Linked DNA regions of Homo sapiens: region 2 is linked to region 1. Evidence: chromatin contacts called from ENCODE Hi-C or POLR2A ChIA-PET data. All regions are on one chromosome and are shown on one strand. Each heading gives the region's core, a stretch centred on a gene start or an enhancer-like site at or near the end of the contact. The rest is flanking DNA. Distances are from core to core; before and after follow the strand shown.

Evidence for each region. A loop is a pair of places that touch in the nucleus more often than their neighbours do. ChIA-PET counts read pairs that join two places held with the same protein, here RNA polymerase II (POLR2A). Pooled maps may share reads with other maps.
Region 2: a loop to region 1 is called in a pooled map, with 2.5 times the contacts of the local background. The contact joins the enhancer-like site here to the promoter of MTFP1 in region 1. A Hi-C loop is called at or near these places in 3 of 50 pooled maps. POLR2A ChIA-PET finds 5 or more read pairs at or near these places in 5 of 52 experiments (A549, PC-3, activated CD4-positive, alpha-beta T cell and 2 more).

Annotation. Positions count from the first base shown.
Region 1 is chr22:30,424,423-30,427,122 of GRCh38, reverse strand. It overlaps MTFP1 (mitochondrial fission process 1), which reads right to left and starts at 1,355. Exons shown (of 4, transcript NM_016498.5): 1 at 1,177-1,355; 2 at 279-406. The coding sequence starts at 1,243. SEC14L2 (SEC14 like lipid binding 2) reads right to left here. Exons shown (of 12, transcript NM_012429.5): 12 at 1,820-2,700. RefSeq lists enhancers at 1-536, 537-1,095.
Region 2 is chr22:30,219,962-30,222,661 of GRCh38, reverse strand. No RefSeq gene overlaps it. Among named protein-coding and RNA genes, the nearest start is that of LIF-AS1, 18 kb to the left of the region's middle. RefSeq lists an enhancer at 761-1,391. Within about 2 kb of position 1,286, at least 6 of the 41 ENCODE cell types and tissues checked have a DNase peak (open chromatin) inside an H3K27ac peak, as active enhancers do.

The DNA.
Region 1 (2,700 bases), core at 106-2,605:
CCTGCGACAAGGGGCACGAGGCTAGACCGGGAGGGGCAAGTGGCCAGTGGACTTGTCCGCACCCAGGAGTGGGGTACAGTCTGCCACATCCAGTTCGGGGAGTGGGAGTGTGGGGGCAGGGGTACACTGTCCTACAAACAGGACTGTCTATGGACTGCACTAGGCAAGGTTGTAGGGACTGGAGTGTCCCACAGGGACTTTATCACATGCAAGGCTGTGGACTGAACCACACAAGAAGAGAGCTAGGGTTGGGGGTTGGAAAATAGGCTAACACTCACCTCTCCAGCCTTCTTGCCTTTGTCAATGGCATCCGCCAGCACGTAGGAGCTGGCCACGCCATAGCTCAGCCACACCACCGCCGCTGGCACAAGAGAGCGGAAAGCCTCGCCCACCTCATTGGCATAGCCTGGGGGAGGGAACATTTAATTCCTAGGCTCGCAACTGTTCCACGAGGGGGCGTTGGAGCAGGCTGGTTCTCATCCTAGCCAGCTAAGCAGTCCCTGGGTGACCTTAGGCAAGTGACTTGACCTCTCTGAGCCTCCCTTTCCGAGATGTAAACTGGTGCCATGATGCCCACCTCGGACTCGGGCCACTGAGGGCGGACTGAGCACTGAGTCACTGTTACCATTGCTTATTGGTTAGATTTCCTGGTCTTGGTCCCAGGAGTAACTGCACTAATGAGGTGACAGGCACCCAGAGGGGCAGAGTGATCGAGGGCAGCGCCACTGACCAGACGCTCGCCAAGTGCCAGGGCTTTCTGCGCTTTATCCCATTCCACCCTCGCAACCACCACCCAATGAGAGAGGCCCTCGTGTGTATCTCGTTTGTTTTTTGTTTTGTTTTTGTTTTTTTGCCGAGGAGGAAACTGAGGTTCAGACAGAGCCAGTGCGTGTCAGGACCGAAATGGGAGTGGAGATCCCGACTCCACAGCCAGCCAGAGCGCATGCCAGAGCGGGCAGCCCGCTCACCCCATGGGAGCTTCCGCCCTGGGCGACCCACCAGGGTAGTGTGACCTTGGGCAAGTCCCTAGCCCTGTCTGAGCCCAGTCTCCGGCCCAAAAGCAGAATGAGAACTAAGATCATCCCGCCTCCTCCAGGCCCCGGGCGGGCGTCCGGCGACCCCTGCTTCTCCAGCCCAGTGGTGGTGGGGTCGCCGCGCCCGTCGCCCCGCGCTCACCCAGGTATCGCACCCACGTGTCCCGGTAGAGATCGCGCTCTGCGCCCCGCGGCTGCGGCTCTGACATGACTCTCCCGCCACGGCCCCGGCCACTACAGCCGGTACTGGCTCCACTGCAGTCTCCGCCGCCGGCACTTGGGTCTGCCCGGCCGGGACCCGCCGAAAGTCCCGCGCCGAAGGACAGGTCAGGAAATCTCCGCCAGCAGGGAGCGTCTGCAAATTCCCCCCGCGCACCGAAGCCCCTCTCCCAGGCTCGGGTTTTACAGACTGGTTTTCGTCACGTTTTCTCTGAGCTGTTGGCGCTAATCGCTCCCAGGACTGAGTGTAGGTTTTGGAGCCAAAGAGACAGGGGATCAAGTTGGGGGATGCTACACTGCAAAGCTTGTGACCTCGGGCTTATCCAGCATCTCTTTATTCATTTGTAAAAACGAGGGAGGGACACAGGCTGGGCCCGTTGGCTCACGCCTGTGATCCCAGCACTTTGGGAGGCCGGAGGCGGGAAGATCTCTTGAGCCCAAGGGTTCGAGAACAGCCTGGACAACATAGCGAGACCTCGTCTCTACTAAAAAAAAAAAAAAAAAATTAATGTAATAAATAAAATGGGGAACACAATAGTGTCCACTCCCTAGGATGGTTCCGAGGATTAATTATAACAGTCACCATTTATTGAGTTTATTGCCAGTCTACATGTTCGCTAAAGGACTCTCCATGTCTTACACCTGAAACCCTCCCACCAGCCTGGGAGCCCGTTTTACAGGTGAGAAAATGGAGGCACAGAGAAGGTGGGTCATTTTCCCAGAACACACAGCTGCTAAGTGGTGAAGTTGTGATTTGAATCCAAACAGTGTGGATCCAGATCCCGTGCTCTTAATGCGAGCTCTAAATGAGGCTAGAGGAGTGAACGGTGAGCCCCTGGGAGGTAGGTGCCTGGACTCTGGAGTCCCTTCTCAGCAGTCGCCATGTATAACTAGGAAGCACTCGCATTTAACTGGATCAGTATGTCCCCAGACTGAGCTTCTTGGGGACAGGATGTTGGATGAATTAATTAACGAATGAATGAATCGGGCAAGGGAGACAGAGTTGGGGTTAGTGATTACAACAGGAGGAAGCCTTCCCCCGCTGGACCTCAGTTCACCCAGGTGAGCAATGTGTGCACTTCACTAAGTCTCTGTGACTCCTTGGCGGGTATAATTGAGCGGCGTTGGAGACAATCCTGGGTTCAAATCCTAGCTGTGCCGCCTACTGGCTGTTAGCCTCCCTGAGCCCCAGTTCCCACGTCTGCAAAAAAAATGAGAGTAGCCAACATTGACGAGCACTTACTTATACCAAGCTCTTAAGCGCTTTGCACGGCTTATTTCCTTTAATCTTTGCAACAACCCAAAGTGTAATAGTAAGCACAGGGTTTTTGCGTGATACCCGGTAGGCCTTATTAAGAATTAGCTCTTATTTTCATCAAAGGTAGAGAAAATGAGTAACTATTGAGGCCCCCGCTGGCTCCCTACGGAGGCCCCCGCTTTCAGCCCT
Region 2 (2,700 bases), core at 37-2,536, 200 kb after region 1:
CCACCTCCAAGAGTGTGGATCATGCTGAGGTTGAGAAGCCCGGTGCTAGGGTAACCTCCCTCATAGAATCTGCTCCCCTCTGCACTACCTCTTCTGCCACCTGGTTGTCAGGCCTGCACTTGAATGCCCCCAGTGATGGGGAGCTCACCACCCTGCAGGCAACATGTTCTATCTGTAACTGGCTCAGTGTATTCAGAATGCTCTTTTCCATAACGAACTGAATCCCTTCTCCATGTTCCTATAACCTCCTAGGGCATTTGTCCTTGTTCTACCCTTGGGACCACCCGGAACTAGCCTAATTCAGCTTCTACCTAAAAGGCTTTCAAATATTTGATGGTGTGTTTGTGAATCTTTCCTGCTCCAGCCTGAACACCCTCCATGTGACCCAGGAAGTTTGGCTTGGGGTGTCGGGGTGGTCTCTACCTGTGTGAAAAGCACAAGGACCCCAATTACCCCAGCTTGGCAGCCAACGGGGCCAGAGGAAAGCAAAGAGGTGGGTGGTGATGTCCAGGCCCCAGGAGCCCAACATCCCCATGGTTCTCCTGCCTGCTCCGTGATGCTGCTTCTCCAAGCCTCAGTTTTATCTCCTGTCAAATGGGTATAAGGACACCCACCTGGCCTTTTGCACTCGGCACTGTGAGGCTCAGAGGAGGTAAGTAATGAGAAGATGCTTCAGAAAGGTGAAAACACTGCACGAAGAGGTTGATATCCTCACCATCCAAGAAATGGATACCATCACCATACAAGAGGTTAATATCATCATGCCCACGATCCTCCCATCCCTTAGGTCTGCATGGCCAGGTGTTTTCATGCACATTGCTTTGTCTTCCTCCAGTGCACACTCTGTGCTCCCCGACGGCAGAGGGAGAGCAGCACTGGCGGTCCCCATTTTACAGACAAGCAAACTGAGGCTCAGAGACTGCAAATCACACATGGTGGGGCCAAAAGGCTGAACTCTCCAAAAAGCCAAAAGGAGACCCCATGACTCCAAATTCAGGACTCATTAGTGCCAGGGCCACGGTGACTTGGGGAGACCAAGAGAGTATCAGGGCCGAGGAGACAGGAAGCTGGTGGCACCACTGGGGACCGTCATCAGGGCCCGCTCCTCCTCCACACACTTCTTGTGCCCCCTCAAAGCTGCCTGCGGTTGGGTTCCACAAGCCTGACTGGTGGCATGGCCGTGGGCCGTGGCCGGTGTGGCCTGCGCCTGGGGCACCTGCTTCTCTCTCACACCTACCCTCCTCTCTCGCTTCCTCTCGCGGCTTGGGTTTCCTTCCTCCCTTCAAAGCTCACAAGTTCTCTTCTCTAGAGGCCACTTTCTTTTTTTTTCTTGGAATCTGCCCAGGGAGAGACACCTGTGTTTCTGTTTCGATTCCTCCCCAGGCACTTCTGTTTCCTGGGGAGGCCTGAGGGTAGCGGGGACGTGGCCCCTGGGCAGCAGGTCCGGCTCTGTGGCCACGAAGGCCATAGAAGCCTCGGTCCCTCTGTCTCCAGGCCCTGACACCCGACGACATCCCCTCCTCCTGATTCCCCGTCTGCCCTCCCTTTGCCCTCATCACTCCAACCTGAGCCCCAGAGACTCTCAGCCTCAGAGATGGAAGGGCTTTTGTTAGAACCCAGGCCCAGAGAGGGGCAAGGGCTTGCTTGAAGAAACACAGGGGGTAGAGGTAGATGTCGGGGGACTGTCCTTCCCAGGACACCAGGCAGGATTCTCCTCCCTGTCACACCCCAACCTCCACCCAGAACATTCCCTGAGTAGGCTTCCACCCTTTTCACCTGTGACATCTTCTTCTGCCTCTTGCTTTCTTGCCTGACTCATTTTTCAGGACTCAGCCCAATGGCACCTGCTCTAGGAAGCCTTCCTGGATTGCCTCTCCCTTCACCCAAGCTCCCTAGGCTGAGAGGTGTCCCCCTCTCTTCCCATAGCACTGTACTAACATGGCCTCTTGTGGAAAACTTATTTTCACTCCTGAGCTCAGACACCTGTCCTCAGCCAGCCCCGCTCACCAGGTCGTCTCCCTGTGCCCCGCCTGTGCCTGCTGTATTATGACAGGAATCGTTTACTTCTCTATCCTCCCCGACCTGTGAGTTTCTCAAAGCCTGCACCTTCACACTTTTCTTTTTTCAACAGCTTTATTGAGAGAGAATTCACACACTGTAAAATTCACCCATTTAAAGTGCAGAATTCAGTGGTTTTTAGTGTATTCACTGATATTTGCAACCACAGTCAATTTTAGAACATTCTTACCACTGCAAAAAGAGAGCTTGGGCCAGGTGCTCACGCCTGTACTCCCAACACTTTGGGAGGCTAAGGAAGAGGATGGCTTTAGCCCAGGAGTTCAAGACCAGCCTGGGCAACATAGCAAGACCCCCATCTCTACAAAAAGAAAAAAAAAAACAAACTAGCCTGGCATGGTGGTGTGTTCCTGTGACTCCAGCTACTCAGGAGGCTGAGGTGGGAGGATGTCTTAAGGCTAGGAGGTGGAGGCTGCAGTGAGCTATGATTGCACCACTGCACTCAGCCTGGGTGACAGAATAAGGCCCTGGAAGGAAGAAAAAAAGAGAGAGAGAGAGAGAGACAGACAGACAGACAGAGAGAGAGAGAGAAAGGAAGGAAGGAAGAAAGGAAGGAAGGAAGGGAGGGAGGAAGGAGAGAGAGAGAGAAAGAAGAAGAAAGAAAGAAAAAGAAAGAAAGAAAAA